2 separate regions of the Homo sapiens genome follow, and region 1 is linked to region 2. The links are chromatin loops, found by intact Hi-C in ENCODE. Cell type or tissue: GM12878. All regions are shown on one strand. Links, peaks and the distances in the headings refer to the core of each region. The heading gives the core; the rest is flanking DNA. Region 1 overlaps LINC02067 (long intergenic non-protein coding RNA 2067). Region 2 has its middle 43 kb from the start of OTOL1.

Region 1 (14,733 bases), core at 6,593-14,592, 88 kb after region 2:
AGTGTTACTCATGGTAAACAAAATATATCTTATGTCAAATAACATAAAAATAGGCTAGGCATGGTAACTTATGCCTGTAATCTAGCATTTTGGGTGGCTGAGGTGGATAGATCTCTTAAGCCCAGGAGTTCAAGGCCACCCTGGGCAACAGAGTGAGACCCCCTCTCTATTTTTCATAAAAATAAAAACTTTAAAAAATAAATTTAAAAAAGACAAAAAGTGGCAAAAATATTATCATAAAATGATTTAATTTAAAAAACACAAAAAATGACAAAAATATTATTATATAATGATTTAAAAATCAATTCAGCAAGAGGATATAATTATAAAGATATATGCACTCAACACCAGAGCAGCCAGATATGCAAAGCAAATATTATCAGAGCTAGAGAGAGTGATAAGGCCTAATAAAATAAAATTTGGGAACTTCAACATCCTACTCCCAGCAGTGAACAAGTCATATAGACAAAAAATCAACATAGAGACATCAATTTAAACTGCACTATACTCCATTATGATCTAATAGACATTTACAGGACATTTCATCAAACAGCTGCAGAATACACATTCTTCTAATCAGCACATGGGATATTGGAAAGGCCATACATTAGAGCTAAAAATGAGTCTCAAAAAAAATTTTAATCAAAATCATAGCAATTATTTTCTCAGACCAAAATGGAAAAATTCTAGAAATTAATAAAAAGAGAAACTTTGGAAACATATAAATACATATACATTTAAAAACAGACTCCTGAATGACTACTAAGTTGATGAATAAGAAGGGAATTTAAGAATTTCTTGAAACAAATGAAAATTAAAACACAACATGCCAAAACCTATGGGATACAGCAAAAGCAGTGCCAAGAGAGAAGTTTATAGCAATAAACGCCTATATTAAAGAAGTAGATAGATTTCAAAAAAACAACCTAATCATGTAGCTCAGAGAACCAGAAAACAAGAACAAACCAAATCCAAAATTAGTAGAAAAAAAAGAAATAAAAATTAGAGCAGAATTTTTAAATTGAAACTAAAAAATACAAAACATCAATGAAAAAATTGTTTTTTGTGAAAATAAACAAAATTGACAAATAACTAGCTACACTAACTAAGAAAATAAGAGAGAAGACCCAAATAGATAAAATCAAAAATTAAAAAGACGAGGAAAGAACAACTTATACCACAGAAATAAGAAGGATAATTAGAAATGTTTATGAAAAAACTGTCAACAAGTTGAAAAACATAGGGGAAATAGATAAATTTCTGGACATATATAACCTACAAAGATTGAACCAGGAAGATACAGAAAATCTGAGTTTACTAATAATGAGTAACAAGATTAAATTAGTGATAAAAAGTCTCCCAATTTAAAAAACAAAAAAAGCCCACAACCAAATAAATTTACTACTGATTCTACCAAACTTTGAAAGAACTAAAACAAATTCCTCTCAAACTATTCCAAAAAGTTGAAGGGGGAATTCTTTCTAACTCATTCTATGAGGCCAGCATTATCCTAATACCAAAAACAGACAAGGACACACAAAAAAGAAAACTGCAGACCAATAGCCCTAATGAAAACAGACTCAAAAATTCTCAAAAAAAATGTTAGCAAACTGACTCTAGCAGCACAACAGAAAGATAATACATCATGGTCAAATGGGGTTTATCCCAGGGATACAAAGATGACTTAACATATACAAATCAATAAATGCAATCTATCATATCAACAAAATGAAGAACAAAAAAAATGTGATCATCTCAATAGATGCAGAAAAAAATCATTTTATAAAATTCAACATCCCTTCATAATAAAAATTCTAAACAGAGTAGTTATAGAAGGAACATACCTCAACACTATAAAGGTTATATATGACAAACTCAAAGCTAACATCATACTGAATGAAACTGGAATGGAAAAAGACAAGGATGTCCACTTTCACCAATCTTATTCAACATAGTACTGAAAGTTCTAGCCAATTCAACAAGACAAAAGAAAAGAAATAACATCTAAATTGCAAAAAAAGGAAGTCAAATTGTCTCTCTTTGTGGATGACATAATCTCATACATAAAAAGGCCTAAAGCCCTCATCAGGAAAAAATGCTTAGAATGAATAAATGAATTCAGCAAAGTTGAAGGATAAAAAATCAACATACAAAAATTTCTACTGTTTTTATACACCAATAACAAACTACCTGAAAAAGAAATTAAGAATACAATTCCATTACAATACAAAAAGAGGCTAATTGACTCATGGTTTCACAGACTGTACAGGAAGCATGGCTAGGAAGGCCTTAGGAAACTTAGAATCATGGCAGAAGGCAAAAAGGAAGGAGGCACATTTTACATAACTGGAGCAGGAGGAAAAGAGAGAAGGGAGAGGTGTTACACACTTTTAAACAACCAGATCTCATGAGAACTCACTATTATGAGAATAGCAAGGGAGAAGTTTACATCCATGACCTAATTACCTTCCACCAGACCCCTCCTCCAACATTGGAGATTACAATTTGACATGATATTTGGGCAGGGACACAAATCCAAACCATATTATTCTTCCCCTGGTCCCTCCCAAATTTCATGTCCTTCTCACATTGCAAAATGCAATTATTTCTCCTCAACATTCCCCCAAGTCTCATTCATATGTGGGAGCTAAAAAAGTTGAGTTCTGAATTAGAAAAGAGAATTGTGGTTATTAGAGAATATGAAGGGTAGAGGGGAAGGGAGAACAAGGAGAGTCTGATTAATGGATATAAAGTTATGGCTAAATAGGAGGAATAAGTTATAGTGTTCTATAGCACTGTAGGGTGACTACAGTTAATAATAACTGATTATATATTCTCCAATAGCCAGAAGAGAGGATTTTCAATGGTCCCAATAGAAAGAAATAATAAAACTTTGAGGTGATGTATATGGTAATTACTCTGATTATAATCACATTGTATACATGTAACAAAATATTACTCTGTATCCCATAAATATGTACAATTATTACATGATAATTGAAAATAAATTTTTAAAAATAAATACAATAAAGATAAATCAACATAAGACAGGTTGATAGGAGAAAAACCATTTTAATTACATGCATACACATGGAAATCCCACAAAATATGAAACCCAAAGAAGCTCAGATAATTAAAGCTTATATAGCATCCTGAATTTCAGCAAAGAATAAAGGCTTGGGGTCTATGGAGAATGGTAGAAACAAGTTATGGGAAGCTGAGGGGAGAAAATGTATAGTGAATAAAATCTGTCTTATTATACAGATAAAAAGTCTCTCAGATAAGAAAAGTTGTCTTGGAGCAGCCCTCTTCCTGATGCAGATATCTTTACTAATGCAGATATCTTTACTAATGCAGATTTACTTTATAGTTGCAAATTTTCTTTATAAAAGGGAAGCTTTTAGGAGTTACTCCTGTATCTGCAGTTTCTCAAAATAACCTGTGCGAAATATGCTAAAGATGTGTATTTTGGGGTGGCATGTTCTGGTTACTCACATTCATATTTTGGGGTGGTATGTCCTGAGCCCCAACAAGTACAAATAGTTTATTGTGCTCAATAGGACCAAAGGAGGAGTGGGAAGTGAGACAGGGCAGGGAAGGAAACATATATATGGTGAGTTATCAGGGAGATTATTCCTATGGACAAAAACGTCTCAATACCATCTGAGAACTCAGGGACAGTGTGGAACACACTTCAGAATTATTCCACCTGATGGGTTAGGATGCTGGGGTTTTTATTCACCCACTGGCCATCTGTCATTTTTTTTTTGGATTTTTGTTTCATTTGGTTTGGGTTGAAGTTTTTTTTAGTGTTTCCCAGACATGCTTTTATAATTTTCTATGGTAAGAACACTTAACATGAGATCTACCCTCTTAATAGATTTTTAAGTGCACCATACAATATTATTATCTATATGCATAATGTTGCCCATCAGATCTTTAGAACTCATTCATCTTGTGTCACCAAAATTTTGGGCCTATTGATTAATGACTCACCATTTCTCCCTTCCTCTAAGCCCTGGCAATCACCATTTTATTCCTTACTTCTATGAATTTGACTATTTTAGATAGTTCATACAAGTGAAATCATGAACAACTTGTCCTTCTGTGACTGATTTATTTCACATGACATTGGTCTGTCAATTATTTTACGAATATTACACCAAAAGCAAAAATAAACAAACTACATCAAACTAAAAAGCTTCTGCACAGCAAAAGAAACAATCAAAAGAGCAAAAAGGGGCTGGGGGTGATGGCTCATGCCTGTAATCTCAGCAATTTGGGAGGCCAAGGTGGGTAGATGCCTTGACCCCAGGAGTTCAAGACCAGCCTTGGAAACATGGTGAAACCTCATCGCTGTTAAAAATGCAAAACTTAGCAAGTCTCATAACTCAGTCTCAAAATAAATAATTAAATAAAAATTTTAAAACAGAGAGCAAAAAGGAAGCCAACAGATGTGAGAAATTATTTACAAACAATATGTATAATAAGGGTTTCATTTCTAAAACATATAAGGACCTCCTACAACTCAATAGCAAAAAATAAACTAATGGCCCAATTAAATAAATGAGCTAAGGACTTGAAGAGACATTTCTCCAAAGAAGGCATACAAATAGCCAACAGCTACGTGAAAAGGTACTCAACAAAAGCTAAATCCAAATCAAAACTATTATGAGATATCATCTCACACTTTTTAGGATGACTACTATCAAGAAACAAAAGACAGCAATTGTTGGCAAGGATGTGGAGAAACTGGTGCACTGTAGGTGGAAATGAAAACTGGTGCAGCCATTAGGGAAAACAGTATGAAGGCTTCTTTAAGCCTTAAAAATAGAGCTACCATAATATCCAGCTATCTCATTTCTTGGTATTTACCCAAAAGAATTGAAATCAAGATCTCAGAGAGATATTAGTATTCTCATATTCATTGCAGGACTATTCACAAAGCCAATATGAAGAAACAACCTAAATATCCACCAACAGTTGAATGGATTTTTAAAACATAACATATATATATATATATATATATATATATATATATATATATATATATACACAGTAATGCCATTCAGCCTTAAAAGAGAAGGAAATCCTGCAATATGCAACATGGATGAGCCTTAGGAAATTATGCTAAGTGAAATAAGTCAACCGATTTTGTTTACCTAGTATCCTAACACTTTGCCAACTTTACATATTACTTCTAGTAACCTTTTACAGATTCCTCAGGATTTTCTACATAAATTATCATGCTGTCTATGTATAAAGATGGTCTTATTTCTTCCTTTCCAATCTGTATGACTTCTATTTCTCTTCCTTGCCTATTTCACTGACTATGACCTCTACTACAACGTTAAGGAGAAGTAGTGAGAGTAGACACTTTTGCCATGTTACCAATATTGAGAGGAAATCATTCAGCCTTTTATCAAGTACAATGTTAGCTGGAAGTTTTTAATAGATGCCTTTTATCAAGTTGAGAAAATTCTCTTATATTCCTAGATTTTAATAATTTTTATTTGAAAAGAATGTTGATTTTTGTCAAATGTTTTTCCACATCTTTTTAAGACGTTCATACTTTTTTTCTTTTTGTCTGTTAATATTGTAAATTACATTGACTGTGAAACCAACCTTGCATTCCTGGGATAAGCACCACTTGGACATAATGTATTATCCTTTTATAACATTGCTCAATTCAAATTACTAGTTTTTAAATTAATTCTTGCATTTATGTCCATGAGGAATATTGATCTCTAGCTTTCTTACAATGTTTTTGATTTAATGGCATTAGGATTATGCTGGTCTCATAAAATGAGTGTCCTCTCCTATTTTCTGGAAAAAAAAATTGCATAGAATTGTTATGATTTCTTTCCCAATTATGTGGTAGAATTCACCATGTGATCTGGGCTACTCAAGTAATCTATTCTTGAGCTTTAGAAGTTTTTATCTATTAAAGGATTTTCTGTTCATCTAAGCTGTTGAATTGATTAGCATAAAATTGTTCATTATGTATTCATAATATATTCTTTTCAATATTTATAAGATTTGCTGGCCCTTGCTCTAGGATTATAATATATACATTTAAGCTATTGTACTCTACCTTAAATTAATACTATACTACTTTATACATAGCATAAGAACTCTATATAACACTCTTATTTTCATTTCTCCCAATCCTGGACTTTGTACTGCTATTGTCATACAGTTTTCTTCTACATGTGTTATAAACCATACATTGTTGCCATTTTTGCTTAAAACAAGTATTCTTTAAAGAGATTTTTGAAATAAGAAAGAAAACTCTTTTATATTTATCCAAATATTTATTCTTCTAGTTCTTGTCATTCGTTTGAGTAGAAATAAATTTTTATCTGTCATCATTTTCTTTTTCCTTCAAGGATTACTATGACATTTCCTGTAGTGCTGCTCTGCTGGTGATAAATTCTGTCAGCTTGTTAATGTCTGACAAACCCTTTATTTCACCTTCATCTTTTAAACATATTTTAGCTAAGCACAGATTTCTACAATGATGGAGGTTTTTTTCTTTCAATACTTTAAATTTGTTGCTCCATTATTTTCTGGCTATATTCTTTCTTTGTCATTCTTCGTTTCTCTGTATGTAATATGTCTCTTTTTTTTTCTTTGACTTATGTAATTATTTTCTCTTTATTCCTGGTTTTAAGCAATTCAATTATCTGGTTTATGAGTGTGTGTGTGTGTGTGTGTGTGTGTGTGTGTGTGTGTGTTTCATGTGTTTTCTGATTGAATTCTGTTGATCTAAAATCTATGGGACTCATGGTTTTATCAAATTTGGTAATATTTCAGCCATTATTTCATAAAATATTTTTTCTGCCCCCTTCTCATCTCTCTCCTCTCTCTCTGTAATTCTTATGACACATGTATGACTTCATTGACAAGTGAAACTGAAGCACAGTTTACTAGTGCTGTGCTCATCTTCTTCAGTCTTCTATCTCTCAGTGTTTCAATTAGGATAGTTTTGGTTACTATGTCTTCAAGGTCACTACATTTCCTTCTGTAGTGCCTAATTTCTTGTTAATCCCATTCAGTGTACTTTTTATTTCATACATTCTGTTTTTTTTCATTTCTAGAAAGTCAGTTTAGGTTTTATTTGTTTCTTCTATTTCTCTCTTCACTATGCTTCTACCTTCTTCAACACAGAAGTATATTATTATAACTGATTTAACGTCCTTTTCTACTAATTATGTCATCAATGTCATTTCTCTTTCTAGTAGTTAACTTTTTCCCTCATTTTAAGTCATATTTTACTGCCTCTTTGGATGCCTTGGTAATTTTTTATTAGATGCCAGACAGTGTGATTTTCACATTGTTAGATACTGGACGCTTTGTATTTTTTTAAGTATTTTTGGACATTGTTCAGGGATGCAGTTTAGTTTCTTGGAAATGTACACTAGACTCTTTTCCTTTAAATGTTTTTAGGCTTTGTTCTAAAAAGTGGTTAATTTGCTTGGAAATAGTTTTATACTTTTGAAATTTGCTTTTCAGCTTTATTAGGCAGGTTTAGAACAGCTTTTAGTCTAGGGTAGAGCTCAGCAATTAGTATAGCGTGGGGCTCAGCAAACATTTTTGAAACACAAACTATTCCTGGCATTGTGTGAGCTCCATGTGCTATTTGAGAGCCAGATCTTCAGAATTCCTTTATGGGCAGCTCTCTCTTCTGTATTCTGTCCTTTCCATTATAAATGCATTGGCCTTTGTGAACTCTGCATTCCGTCTCCTTAGTTAAGAGAGACTCCAGGCTCTGTTTGAGCTCCCTTTCCCTGTGCTGAAGCCTGGAAACTCTCTTTATCCTGTAATCTAATGCAATCATACAGCTTACCCTATTTGTTCTGTTTACTCAGAAATCACTTTCCTGTACTTCCTGTTCTCCAATGTCTAAAAACTATGGCTTTATATATTTTGTTTGGTTATTTAATTTTTTTATTATAATTATTCTCTCTATTAATCCATCATAGACAGAAATGAAAGTCAAGAATATAATTTTTTGTATTTATTTACATAAAAGTAAATATAGATTTAAACTCAAGCAAAAGCATAATAGTTTGTCTTCCCATAACTTTTGTAAATCAAATTATGCTCATAAGTACGTGAAGCAAAAAAAGAAAATATATCCTTAGGACATTTTTTAAAATTAATTTTATGTGTAAGTATAAATAAGGAAATATCTATTGAGGTGACAAATTTTTATTTAATTATAATGTTTCCTGAGAATGAGAAAATTAGCATTAGCAGGTAGGAGAGCAGGGGAGATAGGAAAAGGTTGGTCAATTTGCACAAAGTTCCAATTAGAAAGGAAGAATAAGTTCTGGTGTTCTATTGCACAGTAGTCTATTGCACAGTAGGGTGACTATAGTCAACGACAAGGTATTGTGTATCTCCAAATAGCTAGAAGAGGGGATTTTGAATGTTTCCACCACAAAAAAATAAATATTTGTGGTGACAGGTATACTAATTACCCTGATTTGATCACTACGCATTGTTTACATGAATCAAAACATCACACCATCCCCCATAAATATGTACAATTGTATGTAAATTAAAAATAAAAATAATGTTTTAAAAATGTAAACTTATGCACAATAAAATTTTAAAGAGTTTTTAAAAATTAGCATTAACTATAAAGAAAAAGCTATAGGATACACCTCACCTAGATATTATAACTAGAATATATTAATATTTGCTTTAAAACTTTTTAATGTGGGTCTGGCATCAAATTTGGTAACTAAGTAAGCATTATATTTAGAACACCAATAGATATTTTAGTGTTCTAGGCAATTTGATTTTTAGAAAAAATAGAAGAATTTCAGTTACTTATTTAAAAACTAGAACAGAAATTTTAGTATTATATATTTAAAGCCATTAAATGTATAAAGTAAATAAATTCAACTTGTATGGGTCTTTTAAAAACCATCAGCTAATTGCTTTAAATACCTGTAATGACTTCTTTCAGACTTTGTTTAGAATGCCAATTATTCCAAATGACATGTTCACTATAATTTTAAGTCTTCCTGCATTATAAAATGATTTCAGCTTGTGATATTGCTTTCCAGCAATTAAGCTAAAAATATGCCTTAAATAGTCAACATTAGAGCCTAAATTACATGCACAATAACATTTCATCCATGAACTTCCAAGGAAAACTTTCTTTAAAATTTAATGATATTTCTTCTACTAAATGTAAAAGTAATAATAATACTTCTGGGCCGGGTACGGTGGCTCACACCTGTAATCCCAGCACTTTGGGAGGCCAAGATGGGTGGATCACAAAGTCAAGAGATCAAGACCATCCTGGCTAACACAGTGAAACCCCGTCTCTACTAAAAACACAAAAAATTAGCCAGGTATGTTGGCACATGGCTGTAGTCCCAGCTACTGGGGAGGCTGAGGCAGGAGAATTGCTTGAACCGGGAGGCGGAGGTTGCAGTGAGCCGAGATTGCACCACTGTACTCCAGCCTGGGCAACAGAGCAAGACTCTATCTCAAAAAGAAATAATAATAAATAACAATAATAATACTTCTGAAAAGACTCTTCAATTAAAATGTCACTTCTAACTTGTGATAAATTTACAGAAAACAAGTCTACTTTCATTAGAAGATATTACAGGTCATTCTGCTGCTAATCAAATAATACAACTTCATATTCTTATATGTTAATACAGAGTATCTTTTTCACAGAATTTAATTTAGCTTACATTAAATACTGTGGAAAGCAAGGAAGGGTAGAATGCGTTTCCCGCCTACGTGGAGCTGGCAGTCTACTTGTAAAACCAGGCACATAAACAATAGAGATAGAGTAAGCAATTTGTGATTTAATACACAATGATGCCAGGAATTTTACACATATTATGTTTAATCTTCTCAGAATTATTTAGGAGTGAAAAATTAAATAGAACTCTTTAGTTGCAAATAACATGTCTCCCCCCTTGTCATTCTCTCTCTCTCTCTGTCTCTCTGTCTCTGCCTTTCTCTGCCTCTGTCTGTCTCTTTCTCTGTCTCTCTGTCTCTCTGTCTCTCTCTCTCTCTCTCTCACTCTCTCTCCCACACACACACACACACACAAACACATACACATACACAAAAACACATACACCTCTCTCCTTCTCTTTTCAGGTTAGCTTCATTTTCTCAAGATCAGCGGCCACTCAAACCTGAAACTCTGATAAGAGTCATCTTGGGCCTTGTATACTCTCACATGCTCTCACAACCAGAGCACTTCACTTGAAAAAAAAAAAAAAAAAAAAAAAGAGTGCTAGGGGAAAAATTGACTGGTCTACCTTAGAGCAAATGTTCACATCTGTGAGTGATTGCTGTAGCAACCGGGATGGAGAACTATAATTGGTACAGATAGAGGAACCCTTTATCACCAGGAGAAGGGGCAGCACAATAAGACTACTGAAAAATACATTGTAAGCCAGTATTTAAGAAGTGGAATGTAAGCCTTTTTCATGCCGTTGACCTTTTTTTTGGAGGAACCAAGTCACCAGTTTCCTGCAAATCGTTGTGAGATCTCAAATCTGTTGGCACACCATGGTCCGTGGGCCAAATCTGACCTTCTGTGGGCTTTGTAAATAAAGTTTTACTGGGGCAAAGCCAACCATGCCATTTATTTACATATTGTCTATAACTTGTTTCGTGCTACACTACCTGAGTTGAGAAGATGCAACAGAGATGGTATGGTTTACAAAACCTAAAGCTTGCAGATTCCTGATCGAGATGCTTTATTATATTCAGTTCAATTGTTTAGGCTGGAATAATTTGTATGTATGCTGTGTAATTTTTTGCATCTCATTCTGATGCGCACAATACTGGATTTTCCCACTGTGAGCTTAGCAGTGGTCCAGGCTTGACACCAGTGATTCCATCTTGGGCTACTGACTCCACACTGAATTGCTGATGAACTTTGAAATGGACAAAGAAACTGTAAAAACATTTCCTTCATAAACATCTATGCTCTCAACAATACACAACACAATGAAATTGATCCTCAGTCTTTAAGGACATACTGTTTATAGCTTTCCTTGACTAACTAATGCAAATGCACTATTCCACTAATGATAAAAGACTTCTTTGTTTAATCAACTGGTGAAATAATCTGACACACAGTTTAGGTAATCTAAAAGCCCTGTTGACTCTCACTGGTGCTGCAGTCTCTGACTGCTACCTGGGTTACAACCCCCATTTCTGACTATGTGCTTATTTGCCTCCTTTTTAGGGTTAATACCACTTTTAGTAATACTAAGATGAAACCACATTTTAAAGTTAAACATAAGCTATCATATGACCCAGTAATTCCACCCCTAGGTATAGAACCAAGAGAACAGAAAACACATGTCCACACAAAAAAAAAATGTACATAAATGCTCTTAGAAGTATTTTTCACAAGAGCCAAAAATTGAAGCAACCCAAATGTCCATCAGCTAATGAATGGATAAACAAAATGTGTTACATCCATACAATGGGATGCTATTTAACCATTAAAAGGAATGAAGTACAGATACATGCTACAATATGGACAAACATAAAAACATTATAGTAAGTAAAAGAAGACATATTTCAAGATTCTGTTTATATGGATTTTCAGAATAAACAAATCCACAGAGAGAAAAAGTAGATTAGTGGTTGCCAAAAACTGGTAGGAGGGAGGAATGGTGAATTACTGCTAATAACTATGGAGCTTCTTTTTGGAGTGATGAAAAATGTTTTGAAATTAAGTAGTTGTTAAATAAAATTTATACAGGACCATTGGTTTGGACTGAGCTCCTGCACTAGGCCCAACAGACCTAACCAAAATGGAATCACTTGTATTGAAGTTTCATCTGTGCTGAAGCTAAGTTGTTCATCTGACCTTCAAGAAATCAGAAGACAGGGATAACAGTCAAATCCCCACACAGGCCACTTTCAGCTGGGATGGTAAGAAAGTCCTCTCTGCTTTAACCTTTACAGGGAAAGTGACTTTGAAATGACCAATCCGTCTTTAGATCCCTGGTCTTACTTTCTTCAGCCCTTTCTGTCTATGAAGCCAACTTTCTCTACTCAGCTCATCAGAATGAGGTGTTGTTTTATTCTAAAATTGCAAATAAAAGCCAATTAATTAATATCTTTCAACTAAATTTGTTGTAATTTTGTCTTTTGACAGAGAGGTGATGGTTGCACAGCTCGTGGCCACACTAAAAACCACTGCATTGTATACTTTAAGGGGTGAATTTTATTGTATGTGAATTATTTCTCAATAAAGCTATTTTTTCAAATATGAAGTCAGAGGGTTTAGGTTGCATCAGCCTGACTTCTCCATTATAAAATTATTCCATCCACATTTTACCTCATGCTTTTGTCATTTATACATGAATGTTGCCTGGAAGCATTATTTCATTAGGACTTGCAAATAAGTAAATTTCTAATACTGCTATTCTATCTGTATCTATTAGCTATAATTCTTCTATAAAGAATGATTTTCACTCACAAGCTTTTTGATTACATACATATACTATTCATACAGGTAAGGCAGATAAGCTTGATTATTTTTCTTGCTCAGTTTTTCAGAGAAATAATTGGTGCTCTGGCAACCTCCAGTGGTGAATAGTGAGATATTTTGTTAGTTTTGATTTGGTATCATTACAAACTCACTGATTTTTATATATGTGTTGTGTTTCAGTTTGATGCAGTCATTCCTTTTGATGCTCACATTGTCCCATCCACGAGGGAACTCCCTTCTAGTTGGCTCCAATGCCAACGTAATCTAGAGAAAATAAAATGTCACTAAGAAAATCATAAGGAAGAGAAAATACATGTACAGTACTGTACTGTATTTATTGATACCATAATTTGTGTTGCCTGTTTACAAGATGAATCACCTGTCTGAAATGGTGAGTAAAAGCAGCTGCAGACTTCAATCAATAGTACTATCAAGCAATTCAACTTTTTCTTGTAATGTCATGATTTTTCTCTGCTTCTCAGGAGCACATACAGCTTCACTAGTGGCACTTCATATAGGTCTCGTGGTGCTATTCAAGGTATATGGTATTGCACTAAACATGATGAAAAATATAAAATAACCATGAGAGATCACTTTGCACTGCAATCAGAAGTTTATCAGAGAGGTGACCTGTTCACGTGGAGTTGATTAGCATCATATGGTATTTTAAGGAGATATACACAACACTTGAGCTCACCACAATAGCAACAGGAGGTGGCTCCAAAATTATTACAGTAGCACAGTATGATCACAGTTAATTTTATGCAACTATGACTTAACACTGCATATTTTTATTTGTTTACATTTCTCTTGACTGCTAATGGCACCATGTATGGCCTGTAAGTGTTTGTGTGCATAAATTTTAATCAATTTTAACTTTTTATAATAGATTTTTATACATTTTATGGTAGTAAATGATAAAATAGTCTCCACATATATTTTATGCATTCATGCCATACCTAACTTTTTCTTAATTGTTTTATATTTCTAGGCTAAGCAGCTCATCAATGAGTTTTTTTTCAAATTGTCACAAATCTCCAAAAAATTTTCCAATATATTTATTGAAAGATATCTACATATAAGGGGACCCACACAATTTAAACCCATGTTGTTCAAAGTTCAACTGTATATGCATATTGTTTTATACAATTGCTGTTAAACTGTACCTAAGAAAAGAAATAAAAAGAAATATTTTATTTATACTTATTTTATATTACACAATTACCTTTACCAGTACTCTTTGTTTTAGGGGGTGCATTTGAATGAAGATCTGGACTCACTTGCTTTCAGTGTGAAAAACTTCCTTTAGTATTTCAGGTAAGGTGGGTTTCCTAGCCACTAATTGTCTCATTTTCTGTTGCTCTGGGAATGTCTTTATTTCATCTTTTTTGCAGAATAAAAGATTCTTAGTTGACAATTTTTTTCTTCCAGCTCTTTGAATATGTCATCCCACTATCTCTGGCTTCCATTGTTTCTGATGAGAAATCATTTATTAATTTTATTGGGGCTTGTGCGTATATGAAGAAATTACTCAATTTGTTTCTCACTCCTTTCAAGATTTTCTCTCTGTCTGTTTTTCAGCATTTTCTATAATGCACCTGATTGTGGACTTCTTTGTGTTTGTCCTACTTGAAGTCAATTAGTGGTTGCCTAGGCCATATACATAAATCTGTCCTTAGATACATCCCACTAAGCAGAAATAGTCAAAATACTGTGCTTTAAAGTCACTTTAAATAATAAATTTATCTGTGTAATTTTGCTACCAAATTGATATGCAGCTAGGTTTGTTTATTTCCATTTTTAATGTTTAGGGATTTCTTTTTATTATTTAATTTTAGCTTTCATTATGTAAACATTTTACATAGTACCGAAGTCAAAAACATAACAAGGTATATTTACAAAATTCTCTTGTCAATCCTGTTTTCTTCTCTTTGGTCCTTGACTCCTCTTCTAAGTAACCATTTTTTATTTAATTTGATTTATCATCCTACTATTTCATATTGAAAATATAAGCATTGGTGTGTATGTATTCATAGTCTTTCTTATACAAAAGTTAGCATATAAAAACACCTCACACAGATATTCTTTATTCCTATTAAAACTAATATTACTCCATTGTGTGAATGTATCATCATTTACTTAATCTGTCCCTATTGAAGAACATTTTGGTAATATTTTATTTGTCACTGTATTAGTTTTCTATTGCTGCATAACAAATTACCATAAATTTA
Region 2 (17,587 bases), core at 4,547-12,546:
GGTAAAGAAATTGAAACAGATCCAGTAACGTTGTCAAGGAGACGGGAAAATAAATTAACAAAACAAAGTATAGTACAGTGGTTAAGAGCACAAAGCCTAGAGCCAGACTTCCTGCCTACAAATCTTAGCTCTACCACTGTAGAGTTGTGTGATCTTCGGGACATTACTTAACCTCTCTGTGCTTCAGGCTTCCCAACTGTAAAATGAGGATAATAACAGTGTCTACTCCATAGAGCTTTTGCAAGATTTAATGGGTTGTTTTATAGCAAGTGATTTAGATAGTAATTAGCTCATGGTAAATGATCAGTGAGTGCCAGCTATTATTTAAATTTTTATTATTTATCACTTTTGTATACAGTAGAGCTGTTGATCCCAAAACAGAATCCTAAAGCTATTTCTCTAGGGACAGCACATAAACTACCACTCTACCTTCTGATGTATTTTTCTTAGTCTTTTGAAAATGCTAAATCCTGCTAACCCAAAATAATTATTTTCCATACAAATATTAAAAATGAATTCTAATTTGGGAGGAATGCAGGAGAAACTAAAACCAACATATTTTAAATTTTTATGCAGAAAAAGCAGTTAAATAATTAATTCAGAAAACTCACATAAGATTCTTGTAAATACTTTTTATAAAGAAATCTTGTATTCATTTTCCATTGTATCTTTATACCAACCCTGTAAGACGGGGTAGGCAGATCAAGTAATAGCGTTTTTTTTAAGCTGAAGAAACCGAGGTAAAAAAAAAAAACGGTTAAGTGAATTTCCCACAACTACAAGGAACAGATGTAATCCAGTATTATCTGTAATTTGAATCAGAATCTAAATCCAAATCAAAGCACCGTGAATTGGAAAATTTATGTCATAAAGATTTGGTGGTTAACACACAACTTAGCATGGTTTAAGTTTGTTTCTAGACCACTGTTTGTTCAAGAGACATTTTTTTTCTTAACATAGGCTTTATCCAATCCTAGATATAATACTATCTTTAGAAAGACACCAACCAAAGTTTGCATTAAAGAGTTATTCAGATTCTTCCACGCTTCATAGCCAAGTATCCCAACAGATCCAGTAAAACCAAAGTTTACTCAAAGCAGGTCAATTTCATTGCTCCAAATGATTTGACTAGTTGTGTCAAAGCAAGGAAACCAAGTTAGTTTAGTGAAAAAGTTATACCAATAGTCAGACCAAACTGATCAACTTATGTTGTGTGTTCCTAGCTAATCTGGCTATCATCTGACTAGTTTGATGAATAAAGCCACTAAAAATGGATGATTCTATTTGTATGTGAAGAAAAATAGCAATAGTCTTAAGTTTCTCAGAATACTTTAACATTGATCTCAGACACTTGGGGGAACAATCATGTAAAATCAGATATGCTCTCCCACAACTATAAAACCTGAATAGAACATTGAGAGAGACTGAAAAGAATGAAAGAAGCTTTACTGTTTATATTAACAAAAGACTTCTCTATTAGCAATGTTGCCCCTACTTTTTTATAACTAAAAATGATTCTTATTATAAATAAGGTCATATGTGGTGGCTCATGCCTATAATTCCAGTGCTTTGGAAGGCTGAGGCAGGAGGATCACTTGAGACCAGGAGTTTGCAACCAGCTTGGACATCGTAGTGAGACCCCATTTCTACAAAAAAATTAAAACTTTGCCAAGCATTGTGGTGAGAGCCTATAATCCTAGCTATTTCAGAGACGGAGACAGGAGCATCACTTCAGCCCAAGAGTTAGAGGTTCCAGTGAGTTAGGATCATGCCACTGCACTAACCTGGGCAATAGAGTGAGATCCTCTCTGGGAAAAAAAGAAAAAGATAAATGGGTTTCTTCTATGTCAAAGTAGAAACAGAACAGAAGACCAAAAATCATAAAGAAAAAAATGTTTTTGATTATATAAAAATTAAAATAATTTCTAGAAAAAAACATTAGAAATAGTATTAGGAGAAATATTCAGAAAAAATACTTGCAACCCATATAATACATTGAGGGTTATCTATGAGGTTCAAGGAATTTCTACCAATTTATAAGAAAAGGATAACTTAGTAAAAAAAATACAATTGGGCGAACATTAGGCATAGTTAAATAGAGGAAATTCACATGACCTTTAAACACTGGAAAAGATGTGCAATTTCACTAGCCATCAAGGACATGCAAATTAAAACTAAGTTGAGGTACTATTTTTCGTCTGTCACACCAGAAAAAATTAAGAAAATATTAATATCTAATGCCTGTGTATGACATTTTAGTGGAAGTATGAATTGCGATATCAATTTTGGAAAGTGATTTGGAAATGTTAATTAACATTATAAACATACACTTCCTTTGCTCTGGAAAATTCACCTCTATAAAAATAATAGCACCAATGAGTAGGTAGATCGATAGATAAAGAGATAGAGGATTAGTTTTGTATTGCTGTCACAAATTACCAAAAATTTAGTTGCTTAGAACAATACAAATTTATTAGAACAAGACAAATACAATTCTGGAGGTCAGAAGTCCTAAAATCAAGATGTCAGCAAAAACTGCATTCCTTCTGGAGGTTCCCTTCCAATTTCCAGAGTGTGTTTCTTTACCTTTTCCAGTTCTGGAGACTACCTGCATTCCCTGGCTCATGACCAGTTCCTTCTGTCAATATGACCTCTGCTTCTGTCTTGACAGCTACCTCCTACATTCCTCTTATGAGAACCCCTGTGATTACCCTGAGCCTACTGAATAGTCTCTCCATCTCAAGGCCTTAACTTAGTCATGTCTGCAAAGTTCATTTTGCCATATAAAATAAAATAAGGTTTAAAGGTTCCAAGGATTAGGATATGAATATCTTTGTGAGGCCTTTATTCTCCCTACTATATTTATATACCCACGCCCACATACACACACACACATTTACTATTCAAAAAGTGTATTGGGGCATTCAGCTTTCCATTACAAAGATATTAAAGTTAGATCCCCACCATATACCATCACTTAAATTCTGAAGATATTGAATACTGGAATGAGAAAACAAAACTCTAAATGTGTTAGGGAAAAAAGGAGAAATATCTTAATAAGCAAAAGAAACCACCATCAGAGTGAACAGGCAACCTACAGAATGGGAGAAAATTTTTTTGCAACCTACTCATCTGACAAAGGGCTAATATCCAGAATCTACAATGAACTCAAACAAATTTACAAGAAAAAAACAAACAACCCCATCAAAAAGTGGGCGAAAGATATGAACAGACACTTCTCAAAAGAACACATTTATGCAGCCAAAATACACATGAAAAAATGCTCACCATCACTGGCCATCAGAGAAATGCAAATCAAAACCACAATGAGATACCATCTCACTCCAGTTAGAATGGCAATCATTAAAAAGTCAGGAAACAACAGGTGCTGGACAGGATGTGGAGAAATAGGAACAATTTTACACTGTTGGTGGGACTGTAAACTAGTTCAACCATTGTGGAAGTCAGTGTGGTGATTCCTCAGAGATCTAGAACTAGAAATACCATTTGACCCAGTCATCCCATTACTGGGTATATACCCAAAGGATTATAAATCACGCTGCTATAAAGACACATGCACACGTATGTTTACTGTGGCACTATTTACAATAGCAAAGACTTGGAACCAACCCAAATGTCCAACAATGATAGACTGGATTAAGAAAATGTGGCACATATACACCATGGAATACTATGCAGCCATAAAAATGATGAGTTCATGTCCTTTGTTAGGGACATGGATGAAGCTGGAAACCATCATTCTCAGCAAACTATCACAAGTACAAAAAACTAAACACTGCATGTTCTCACTCATAGGTGGGAATTGAACAATGAGAACACATGGACACAGGAAGGGGAACATCACACACGGGGAGCTGTTGTGGGGTGGGGGGAGGGGGGAGGGATAGCATTAGGAGATATATCTAATGTAAATGACGAGATAATGGGTGCAGCACACCAAGATGGCACATGTATACATATGTAACGAACCTGCACGTTGTGCACATGTACCCTAAAACTTAAAGTATAATAATAATAATAATAATAAAAAGAACTTTAACCCGAGTGCATTGACACATGCCTACAATTCCAGCTACTTGAGGTGAGAGAATTGCTTGAGCCCAAGAGTTCAAGGACAGCCTAGGCAACATAGTGGGATGCTGTCTCTTAAAAATATATATACATATATATATATATTTTAAAAGTTTAGAAAAGTGATCCTTAAAACAGACACAAAATGACCCAGCATTTGTACTTTTGAGACTACATCCTAGAGGAACTTTGACACATATATAAGGAGATATGTACCATTATTTTATTAGCAAGATCTGTGGTGGCCAAAAATTAAAAAGTGTAAATATTCATTAGGGCTATGAATCAAATGTGATATATTGTATTATGAAATATTCTGCAGCAATTAAATAGAAAAAAACTCTTTATAACTAATTCTCCAAAACAGTTTTGAATGAAAAAATAATTTTATTCTTCTGTTCAAAACCCAGAAAATCGTGTTTCACTCTAAATGGCTAAAGACCCTGAATGGCCTAGCATCCCTGTGTGAACTGGTATTATTACTTCTCTGACTTTACTCATTATGCAGTGTGCACCAGCCACACTGGCCTCCTGGATGCCCCTAAATACCCCATGCACACTTCCACCTTACAGCTTTTGCTTTGGCTGTTCCCTCTGCCTGAAATGCTCTTCCCAGCTATTTCCTTCATCTTCCTCAAATCTTTACTCAAATTCCTCCTAATCAATGAGGCCTGTCGTAACCACTCAAATTAAAATTGCAACTCAACTTCACTCCAACTTCTGAGAGTCCCAAATTCCGTTCCCCATTTCATTTTTTTTTTTTTCGTAGTGCTTACTTTCAAACACATTCTATAATCCCATTTTTTGGTTGTGTTTACTGTTTGCTGGCTGTCTCCTCTGGCTACAGCATAAACCCCGTGAGGGCTAGGATTTTGTTTCATCCCCAGAAGTTTCCTAAAACCTAAAATAGTACCTGACACATAGTAGGTCACTAAACATATAAAGCATACAGGAGAGAAACACTGAATATGAACACTAGGGAAGTGATAGAATACATTCCCTATTACAGAATATCATGAAGGTATTTTAAAAGCATGAATAAAATCAGTATCTGGTGATTTCCAGAGGTTCATGATGGAGAAGAGATAAAGTGATATGTACCAGGCTGTTTATACTAGTTACCTTGAAGAAGAGAAGAAAAAGTTGTAAAAATAATAAAATAGAAAAGACAGTGTAATATTAAGTAAAAATATGCACTACAAAGATGTATGTAAATATATGTGTACATATGTATTATTACTATGCTATGTAAAGGTTTTAAATGGATATCACTAATGATTAGTAAAACAACTTGAACATAAAAATATTAATTAGGGTTCTGCGGGCAAGTTTTGCCTCAGAATTCTTATTGTTTTAATGGGATTTGTAATAAAGTAACATTTATAAAAGAAAGAAAATAGAGAAATCTTGCCTTTCATATTTTCACAAATAACTTCTAAAAGGAGTATTTTCATTAATTTTTGAAGTAAAACAGACTTTCTGTTTAATAAATCTTTTTCCACTACAAACATACTCATTTCCAGAATATATCTTATTGTTTTTTCTGAGCATTATTAAAGAAATGAATATTTCCCAAAATAAACTTCTAATGTGCAATATAAATCTGCCACTTGAGCTTATTAAGCATTGGTAACAGTAAAGGTAGATTCACTGAGTTTCCTCTCAATAATATTATTATACTATATTTTATACAAGTAAGATACTTTATAATTAATATTCAAATTGATTTCTGTAGCTTTTAATTTTTTTATTTCAATAAGTTTTGGGGGAACAGGTAGTGTTTGGCTACCTGAATAAGTTCTTTAGCGGTGATTCTTGAGTGCAGCTTTTTCTTATGATTCTTTTGTAAAACAAAATCTTAAGACACTGGTGGAGCAAGAATTTTTAGCCTCATTTTATAGATGAAAACGAGAGACAAAGTCTGAATGATTACCCAAGGACACTCATGTAGTTAAATAGGAACTGTGCCTAGCTACCCTGACTTCTACTTCAGTTCTTCCATTTTTGTCTGTAAAAATCTAGCAGTCACATTCTTACAGCAGCTTTAAAAAGTACTAATGAAATATTTTATTAAGACCCTCCTGTCTTCAGCTGAAGAGATCATTCATCAACTGCTTTTCCTCTGTGTTAGAAGAAAAATTGGACTTTATAAACCACCAGATTATAGTCACCTCCCAACAGTCATTGATGGTACTAAATATCAGTGTTACAGACTATGTTCCTCCAAAATGTGTTTGTTGAAATCCTAACCCCCAATATGATGGAATTAGGAGATGGGGACCTTCGGGAGATAATGAGGTGATGAGAGTGGAGGCTTCATGAATGAGATTAGTGCCCTTCTTAAAAAAAAGGCCCAAGAAAGCATTTTCGCCCCTTTCATTATGTTAGGTTATATTCAAAATACAGCAGTCTATGAACCAGGAAGGGGGTCCCCACCACTGAAAATGTTGGCACCTTGATGGGACTCCCCAAATTCCAGAAGAGTAAAAATTAAATATTTATTGCTTAAGCAACTCTGTGGAATTTTTGTTACAGTAGCATGAACTAAGACAATCAAGTTATTTTAAAATAATCTACATCACTGCTTATAATTCATAACCACCAGTAGAACGAAAGTTGATGGAAAACTAAGTTGACAACACAATACATGTTATCAATAAGTGGACCAAAATTATTCTTATGGTATTAAGTAAAAGTTTTCACCAATATATGTCAAAGATGCCCAATTGCTTTTTCATTTATTTTTCTCTTTCAATGAATAAATATAATCACAAAATTTTCCTATTCTTTTCAGAAGAAACTTACAGAGAGAAAAGGTCACCATGAAAGGTTAGAAATAAAAGAAAAAGAAAACACAAAAGGAATGAGAACGTGTGATTAGAAAAGTTGTACTCATAATGTTGTGTTGTTTTTAGTAAGAAACTGATCCACCTAACATAGTCATTTTTGTTACTTTTCCCTTTAGATGTGCTTGACTTGTGCTAATTCTTTATATTCTCATTTTCTACTGGGGAAGAGCAGCCTGCGTTGTTAAGACAAATAACTTGTCATAGTCACTGTCATGGCCATGTAAAGAATGAAGAAGCTTCTTCCTTCAGTGATAAATCTGTCACTACCAACTGACTGCATTACTACCACATGCACCTGTGCCCCACAAACTAAGGAGAACAGAGATGGAGAAGCAAGTGGGTTAAAGGTAAGAAGAGAGCCATTGAACGCAATTTTACGGCATAGTCAACAAACAGTACCCAGGATTTCTCTTATAATCTTCTACTAAAACCAAATAGACTTTTGGTTTCCCAATGTATCTAGCTGACTTTTTGTGCTTTTGACAGCTAGATCACATTCCCAGGAGTTACCTACAGCACCACACTCTCACCAAGAAAAAGAAAACTTTTCTTTATGGGAAGTTAGGTTAAGGGAGTTGGTGCTAATCCTGTGAAGTAAAAGACATGTGAAAGCAAGAGGCCTGAGGGCTCCTGCAAATCAAGAACGATGAAGTGTCAGATTTTAGCCCCAAGAAAATGTCATAGAAAGAACTTCTACCAAACTTAGACTTTTCAAAATGGCTGTAAAATTGCACTTTCTTGCCTACTTAACAACTCCCCTTGTACCACCCCCAGACACACACATACATTCTAAAAAGTTGGCAGCTGCTGTGGGTGGTGGTGGTGATCCTAGTGGTTGTTTCAGTGGAGGTGGTTGGTTCTGCTTTTGCTTTCATTTTATATCAAAAGCCAGACCTTTAAAACACATTGATTTTGCCCCCTACATTTTTATGAACAAGATATGTAAGTGTATATGTTATAAAATTATACATTCAGTGGCCATTAAAAGTAAAATTTGTGGATTCCTGAGATGTGTACTGACAACAATAAATAATTTAACATTAGCTATTTTATGGTATGGCAAAAATTCTATGAAAAGTAGTTAGTTAAGTAAAATAGGGTGTCCTATAAGGGTAGCCTCCATTAGGAATTTTTCTGACAATTCGTATAAGTAAAACCAAAATCTAAACTTAATAAGATCAAGGAGATAAAGTTACATCTTTGGAAAATGGCACATATGGAACCGCATGTGCTGAGGCTGAGGGGTTAGAGGAGCTGTCTCAGCCCAGGGCTGCCCCTGCCTGGCTCCATCCCCATATACACGCAAGACGCTCTCTTATCTGAATGTTGGTTTCTTCATTTATATGCTGAGAGAGTAATGGATATAACTCCTGCAATTGTTGTAAGGCAAAAATAAAATGAAGTTTGGTAAAAGGTGTTTACAAATTTATGAATCACTACATATTATTTAATAAAATTATCAAAGGAAAAATTCCTAAATTATGCAGGTAATTAAACATTGGATGGGAAAATTAAATAAAAGATTAAAGATTATAGTTAGAGGCTGTGTATTATCCTTTCTAAAAATTAAGACAAAGCACTAAACTAAGAGTGTTTCAGGGAACATGATAATAACAATAATAATAATAGTGTGCCTTGCATCTATATGCTAACTTACAACTTAAAACTCATTTAACCTTCCCAATGTAGACATTACTGTTCCTGTTTTATAACTAAGAAAACCATGAAGTGACTTGGCCAGAGTAGCCCAGCTGTATACTGCAGAGCCAAAACTGAAATTCAATCTTTATATATACTTTTCAAGAAGTGCTATTTATCAAACAAATTAGCTAATGAATCCAGATGCTTCTATTATATGACCAAATTCAAGTAAAATTTCTTAAGAAAAAATAACAAGAGTAGGTAAGGATGTGGAGAAATTGGAACCCTTGTGAACCAGTGGTGGGAATGTAAAATGGCACAGCCATTGTAGAAAACAGTATGATGGTTCCTCAGAAATTACATATAGAACTACTGTATAATCTAGTGATGCCACTTCTGGGTATATACATGGAGAATTAAAAGCACGGACTCAAACAGATATTCATACACACATGTTCACAACAACATCATTCACAATAGTCACAAGGTAAAAGCAACCCAGTGTCCATCGGCAGATGAATGGATAGGCAAAATGTGGTATATACACATAATGGAATATCATTTAGCCTTAAAACAGAAGGAAATTCTGAGACACGCTATAGTGTGGGCCAACCTAGACATTATCCTAAGTGAAATAAGCTAGTCATAAAATGATAAGTACCTAGAGAAGTGATATTCATGGAGACAGAGTAGAATGGTGGTTGCCAGAGTCTGTTGGGAGGGGGAAATGAGAAATTATTATTTAGTGGATACAGAGTTTCAGTTTCACAAGATGTAAAAGTCTAAAGATGGATGATGGCTATGGTTGCACAATAATGTGAATGTACTTAATGCTACTGAACTGTACACTTAAAAAAGATTAAAATCATAAATTTTGTTATGTGTATTTTATCACCAGTTTTTGAAATAAATTAAATTAAATAATTTTAAAAGAAATAACACACATATTTGATGAGAAGTATCTGTGATGGTTAATTTTATCTGTCAAGATGGCTAAACAACAGTGATCAGTGTTTGGTCAAAAATTAGTCTTGATATTATTGTAAAGATATTTGTTTAGATTTAATAAACAGTTAAAATCAGTTGACTTTAAGTAAAGCAGATCACCCTTCATAATGTGAGTGGGCCTCATCAAATCAGTTGAAGGCCATAAAAGCAAACACAGAGTTCCTGAAGAAGAAATTCTGTGTTCAGACTGCACAAAGAGATTTTGCCTAAGTTTTCAGGGCTTAGAGTTAAGACTGCAACATCAACTCTTACCTCACTCTCCAGCCCACAGTTTGCCCTCTCCCACATTTGCATAAGCCAGATCCTTAAAATAAGGATCTCTCTTTCTCTCTCTCTCTCTCTCTCTCTCTCTGTGTGTGTGTGTGTGTGTGTGTGTGTGTGTGTGTGTGAGAGAGAGAGAGAGAGAGAGAGAGAGAGAGAGAGAGAGACAGCCAGAGAGAGACAGAGAGCGTATATGTAATATGACATTCTATTGGTTCTATTTCTCTGGAAATCCCTTGAATATAATACTTAAAATTTTTGGCAAGGTGTGGTGGCTTATGCCTGTAATCTCAGTACTTTGGGAGGCTGAGGTGGGTGGATTGCTTGAGGTCAAGAGTTCGAGACCAGTCTGGCCAACATGATGAAACCCAGTCTCTACTAAAAATACAAAAAAAAAAAAAAATAGCCAGGCGTGGTGGCCTGTGCCTGTAATCCCAACTACTCAGGAGGCTGAGGCAGGGGAATTGCTTGAACTAGGGAGGTGGTGGTTGCAGTGAGCCGAGATCGTGCCACTGCACTCCAGCTGGGCGACAGAGCGAGACTCAGCGTAAAAAAAAAAAAAAAAAAGAAAAAAAATTAAAATTTTTAAAGAAAAGTGAGGTCTAAAAAAAAAAATCCTAATGCATTCTACAATATTAACCAGTAGAGAAATACAAATTAAAACCACAGTAAGATACTATTGCACATCTATTAGAATAACTGAAATTAAAAATGGTAATAACACCAAATGCTGGCAAAAATGCATTGAAACTGGATCACTTATGCATTGCTGGTAGGAAGTAAGATTTTACAACCACTCTGCATGGTTTCACAGTTGCTTTCAAAACTACAAATGGATTAATTAGATGACCCAGCAATTACACTCTTGAGCATTTATCCCAGAGAAATACTTATTTTCACAGAGATGCTTATACACAAATGTTCATAGCAGATTCATTCATATTAGCCCCAAACTGGAAAGCACACAAATGTCCTTCAAAGGGTGAATGAGTCAACAAAGGTACACTTATACCATGGAATACTATTCAGCCATAAAGGGCAAAGAACTGTTAATACATAAGACAACTTGAACTAACCTTAACAAATTATTCTGCATTACACGTGGACACAGGGAGGGGAACATCACACACTGAGGCCTGTTGGAGGGTAGGGGGCAAGGGAAGGGATAGCATTAGGACAAATACCTAACGCATGTGGGTCTTAAAACCTAGATGAGGTGTTGGTAAATGCAGCAAACCACCATGGCACATGTATAACTATGCAACAAACCTGCATGTCCTGCACATGAATCCCAGAACTTAAAGTAAAATAAAAAAATTATTCTGCATGAAGAAAGCAAATCTGAAATGACTCTTATTGCAAGATTCCATCTCTATAACAATCATGAAATAACATAATTATAGAAATAGATAATGGATTAGTGGTTGCCAGTAGTTAGGAATAGGAAGGGAGATGGGTATGGCCATAAAGAGGGGACACAAGGGAGTCGTGTAGTGATGGCTCAGTTGAGTATCTTGATTGTGGTGATGGTTACACAAAGCTACACGTGTGACAAAATTGCATAGAGCTACACACACATACCCAGCAATGATGCATGTATAACTGGTGAATTCTGAATAAACTCTGGATTGTGCCAATGTTCTGTTCTTAATGTTGATATTGCCCTGTGGTTTTGTGGAATGTTGACAGTACTTCTTTGTACATTTCTTTGAATCCATAATTATTTCAAATTAAAGTTTTTAAAAACTAATGAAACACCTTTGTTTCTAAATTGTTAATATAAACTTGCTCCCTATGGGAAAGTAGACTACTCAGAATAAATTCTTCATTCTACAGTCTCCTCAATAAACATGTATTTTTCTTGATCCATCTTAAAACCAATTTTTTGTCCATTTAATTTGCCAACAATTCATTTTCCAAACAATAAATACATGTGTAGTGAAATAAAATTATCAGGAGGAAAATTTACATTCATAACGACTGTTTATAGGTTTCCGAAATGTAGCTACACAAAAGTTATCAAGCCTAATGAACATAATAGTCATTCCACTCATACAAATAATGAGATTCTATTATATTAACTGTTTATAGCCCCCTTAAAGGAACTATGCAATGAGATTAGGCATGTCACAGACCATTCCACCACCAGACATTTTTATCGACTATGTTGGTGCCCTTTCAATACCAAATTGATGAGCAATCATGGCAGACAATCTTATTAAGCTAGTTTGCATATTTATGAAGACTGTAGCTTAATAAACTGTTACAGGGCAATGAAAGTTTATGGAGATCACTAGAAATGTCAGAATAGTACTCCAAAGACGCAGTAAAACTTAGTAATTTTCTTTTAAATCCCAACCCATCTAAAATAAAAACCAGGGGATTTTTTAGTATCCCTGGCTCATTCATAACAAAATTCAATTTTCTAATGTAGTGTCCTGTTTACCTAATATTGAGTTGACTATATTGAAGTCTTGCCATGGGCAAGGGTATAGGTAACAAATTTAAGGGATTTAAGTTTAATTTCATGAAAGTTGACTTCTACTCTCTTTAACTATACATATAAAAGTTGATGAATAGTTAGGCATAGAGAGAAAGGGGAAATGGTAGCTAAGATTATAAACAATACACCATACCAATAAAACTGTAACGATACTACTCCTAAAGCTAAAATATTATCACACTGTGGTTTGGAACTAGATATAAATCAGATCCTCTTGTTTTAAGCAGATCATTTGTCAGCTTAGAGTTTATCTCTACAGTGGTGACTATTATTGCTCCAACAAAAATTATAGTAAAACTTCTAAGTGTATATCAACTGAAAGTAACTGATACATTTATAATGATAATAGCCTTTAAAAGCAAGATTCTGTAAGCTACTTATGGATCTCCAGTTGTAGCCTAATCTTTTTTCTTCCAGTGACGGCATCCACCAACTTTTCACCATTCCTGATTATGTTAGTCTCCTCCCTCTGTGAAGCACGGAACGCTGGGAGAACCTGGACCCATTTTTACGGCTGAGAAAGCATGGAAAAGAAAAATACCTCAAGCTGTACTGTAATTCCAGCTCATCACAGAATAGAGAGTTATTAAAATGATTTCTGCTAAAATCAAATTTTAAAATGTTTCTAAAATGTATTTTTTGTCCTTTTAAGTAACTGACAAACATAGAAGTTGCCCCTGAGAAAATTACAGTGGAATTAAAATCCTTCACTAGCCAACAAGTTTAGGTAAATAAATTTCTATATATATACATATTTTTTGATTTAGCTACTAAGTGTTTTTAAAGGATATTTTCTATATAGACCCAGACAAAACTATTTACACTGAAGATTCAAACTGCCTCAATCATATCTTTTTTTAAATATTCATATCTATCAATCAATGAGCGATGTCTGAGATAGCTAAAGACAGACAGAGAAAAACTCGAGGTCTAAACAAGAGGAAAAATAGGCTGTAGATATTGTGTCCTTTACTTTAGTGCCAAATTAAATAATTTTTGAAAGACTCGGTTTACAGTTACTATTAGAGAAGAAGCTTTTCTCTTTTATATCAAGCTTGCTTCACCAAATCATGTCATCATGCCAGACTGATCTTTCAATGTATCAGCTACAGAGGATCTATAATTCACTTTACATTCTTGCTTTTTAACTTCAGCCAAAATATTTCTTCTTTCTTCTTCAATCATTTAAAATCAAGTAAGCAAATGTAACACCTTATAAAGTTAAATGTATTGTAAGAATTATACTTTCCATTTGGAGCCTATTTAAATGACTTAGGCCCTTTTGACTTCATTAAATGCCTTAAAAATAATTGTTATAACACCCTTATAAGCTACACAATCCCAACATTATTATCTCTGTTTTACAGATGAAGAAACAGAGGCTCATAGAAATTAAGCGATTTCCCAAAATTATGTAACTTATTAATGAACAATCACAATAAAAGCTTAGTATACAGTTTTTTACACCTTCAGAGTGCATACTGAAATATACAGTTTATAAATGCAATGTTAAAGTTTACCTTAACCTGAAGAAAGCTTTTATATTAAAACATAGAAATCAATGGCATACATTACTTTTTCCCTTTTAAACTCAGTTTGATAACCTCATATGCTATTATTACTGTCAGTAACTGCAATATACTCTTAAATTTATCTTTAGTTAATTCAAAGTAGGAAATCTTTGAACAGACACCTTTTTAATGACTTTAATTGATTCCAAAGCCAATTATGTCTTATTTTTAGTCTCCCACAGAGTCCAATTCTTAATAATCTTTTTGTGCAACTTAGTCATTCGCATGAATCTTCTCTGACTTTTTAGAAACTAGGTGTGTATGCTCTGCGAAGGAAGTTTACACACATAACCTCAGAGGACACATCTACAGAGGTACCATCCATATACAGGAATTGTAGAGTTGTATATTTATTAAGAAATATTTCTAAAAGATGGTAGTCAAGTGGCTTGCTCTAACAAAATCATAATGATTTGACAATTTTCTAACATATGGAAATAAAATGTCTCGTGGAAGAGATGGCTTTTTCTGTTTCATACTAAGATGTCTTATGGACTAGCAGCAGTCCTCTAGAAACCAACTCTCTGTGGAATGATTGTATACAAAATTTTAAATATCTCTAAAATGAGAACTTCCAAAACTAAAAGGAAAAATTGAAACAGGCAATAGATGTGACAAAGAGAGTTAATATTTTTTTAAAGAGCTTTTTTTTTCTAAGTGTAGAAGAACATAACTTAAAAAGAAAAAGAAGAATATAAATGGAAATATTTCAGGAAAAATTATTAAGGAGCATATGGTTAATGTTCAGCCTCATTAGTATTCAAAGAATGTTGTTGAAGGTATGGTAAAGTGTGATAAAGGGCTATTGCTAATGGCATTATGAACTGGAAAAAATCCTTTTGAAAAACAACATGTACCTGGACCTGATCAGCTCACTCTTGGGACTACATCTTACATGTGGCAGACATGTGAGGTCACTGGCTCATCCCCCAGCCCAATCCTTCCTCCAGTGCTATCTTCTGGTGAGGTGTGGTCATATGTCATAGTTCCAGTCAAGAAATGAAAGGGTAAGTCTGCTAGGTTTACTTTTTATGCTTCCTTTTCCCTGCTTTGAATGGAAAAAAATGGTAGTTGTAGCTATAGCATTCATCTCCTGAACATAAGAGAAAGCCCAAAAATATTGTAGAGATATTGGCCTTGAAATCAGCAAATCACTAAATCAATGCCAATGGCCACCACATAACCTCCAAACTTGCTATGTGTGAAAAACAATCTCTGGCAGGTTTCAGCCACTTACTGAAACAAGAAAGAATAAGAGAAAAAAAGTGATGTACTTAGGACTATTTATAGTAGAAATGTTTTATCAAAATGAAAAAAGTAAAGCAACCCTACTAATTGGGAAATGTTTAGGAAATAATAATAGACACAAATCTAGCGGAGTGTGTAGGCTCACGTCTGTAATCCCAGCACTTTGGGAAGCCAAGGTGGGTGGATAGTTTGAGGCCAGGAGTTTAAGACCAGCCTGGCCAACATGGCAAAACCCCGTCTCTATTAAAAATTAGCCACAGGTGGTGGCATGTGCCTATAATCCCAGCTACTCAAGAGGCTGAGGCATGAGAAACACTCGAACCCAGAAGGCAGGAGGCAGAGGTTGCAGTGAGCTGAGGTTGCGCCACCGCACTCCATCCTCGGTGACAGAGCAGGACTCTGTCTCAAAAAAAAAAAATGGCCGGGCACAGTGGCTCACGCCTGTAATCCAAGCACTTTGGGAAGCCGAGGTGGGCAGATCACCTGAGGTCAGGAGTTTGAGACTAGCCTGGCTAACATGTGAAACCTCATCTCTAATAAAAATACAAAAATTAGCCAGGCGTGGTGGCGGGAGCCTGTAATCCCAGCTACTCGGGAGGCTGAGGCAGGGAGAATCGCTTGAACCCAGGAGGCAGAAGTTGCAGTGAGCAGAGATCACACCATTGTACTCCAGGCTGGGTGACAGAGTAAGACTGTCTAAAAAATATATTTAAAAAAGGAAATAATAATGGACACAAATCAGATTTAAATGATCAATCTGAAGATCATATGTATAGTAACTTGATTGTATTCATGACCCCCATTTTTTTAATCCTTTACTGTATTCACTTTCTTTGCCATAAGACTTTGCAGTTACTCTCAACAAAGAGGCAAATCTATTTCCCTGCCCCTTGATTCTGCGTTCAGACATCCGCCTCATCTTGGACAATGAGATGTCAGTTAGCATCACACAAGAAGTCCTGAAAAGTATTTTCCAATAGTACTTTTCCTCACATTGACATTTTGGCCACTCCACGAGAATAATTCAAGGCTAGCCTGCTGGAGCTGAGACATGGGGAGTGGAGTGGAGTCAAGTCTTCCCAGTTGTCTGAGCTGAGGCCATTCTAAACACTCGACTACCAGGCAATCCCCAGATGCATGAAGCAGCCCAGGCAAGATCAACAGACCTGCCTAGATGGCCCAAGGCTAACACCAGAGAAAGCCCAGAGGAGACCAGTTGAGCCCACTTGAGAGTAGCTAACTCTATGGACTTGTAAGGTTTACTGTTGCATGTCACAGAGGTTTTGTGGTTTTTTGCTGCACAGTCCTTTGTGGCTATAGATAGCTGATACAATGTAAAAAAATAAATAAATTTTTTAACATATGCATTCATCTATTTAATATTCACTGAGTACTCACAATGTACCAGGCATTACAGTCAGTGAAAAAAAGCAGGATACAGAATCATTTTATTCTATGAGTACAAGTTGTAAACAATACACATGTATATAGGGAAAGGCTTGGAAGGGTGCAAAGGCCATTGGTTATTCTTATTTGTTTGGTTTTTGCTTTCCTTTAAAATGACCTCTCAAATGCATGTTTGTAGGTTGGCGGTATGCAAAAAAAAAAAAAAAGGAAAGGTAAATATGAACTGGAGTGAAGGGACTGAGTGACAAGACTGGTGTCAAAGTGGGTAGGGAGATGTGACAATGACTCCTTTTTTGTGTGAAGAATACAAGGCCATCTTTTTAGGCTCCAGCAAAAACAGTGGAAAACATGGAGCATTCAAAAATTTGAGAGACGGGAAAAGTGAGGTGTGAAGTCAGCAAGGAGAAGCAGGAGGAGACAGAATGCCAAGAACAAGTCAGCTGGAAGGCAAAGAGGCCACCTCTCCCTCTAAAACAGGGAGAAACGATGGGGATAGTTTATGTGTTTTTAACTATAGAAGGAAAGAAAGGTAATAAAGTGGCTGCCTAAAGGTTTCTATTTTCTTAAGTCCCAGTGCAGCAAAATTATCTACTAAGAGTGAAGAAAACAAAGTGAGGAGGGGACAAAAGAGTTTGAAAGAAAGAATAAAGGGCCCTGACAGAAAACTGTGGATAACCCAAAAAATTACTGAGTTGTGTTGAAATTTACTTTATCAAAGGAGAAGTTATGTTTTAGAAGAATTTTGAATAGCACTTTGAAGTAACAGCCAGCACAGAAAAACCTATATAAAAGTTATGCCTTTATTATTATCTTGATTATGGCATTTCTAAAAAGCTTCATTTTAAAACTCCTGTTAATTTATTTAGGGTTTGGCATAGATTCATCAAGACATGGAAATTTAAGTATCAGGTATAAAGAAATAAGATACAGATGAAAAAATGCCCAGATGAGAAAAATTTTAAGTTATCTTTATGCACTCAATTTACAATTATAACTTTAATTAGAAC

The links. Peaks named below come from ENCODE experiments on the same cell type or tissue, not always from the same donor. Only the 100,000 strongest peaks of a DNase experiment are listed, where the experiment ranks them.
Region 1: a loop joins it to region 2, with 2.6 times the contacts of the local background. A loop is called at or near these places in 3 of 110 quality-filtered maps.

The regions. Positions count from the first base shown.
Region 1 is chr3:161,447,848-161,462,580 of GRCh38, reverse strand. It overlaps LINC02067 (long intergenic non-protein coding RNA 2067), which reads right to left. Exons shown (of 4, transcript NR_102265.2): 4 at 14,339-14,733. Among named protein-coding and RNA genes, the nearest start is that of LINC02067, 29 kb to the right of the region's middle. In GM12878, for the core only: no CTCF peak of the experiment used is centred there; no DNase peak of the experiment used is centred there.
Region 2 is chr3:161,530,963-161,548,549 of GRCh38, reverse strand. No RefSeq gene overlaps it. Among named protein-coding and RNA genes, the nearest start is that of OTOL1, 43 kb to the right of the region's middle. In GM12878, for the core only: no CTCF peak of the experiment used is centred there; a DNase peak (open chromatin) is centred at 7,775.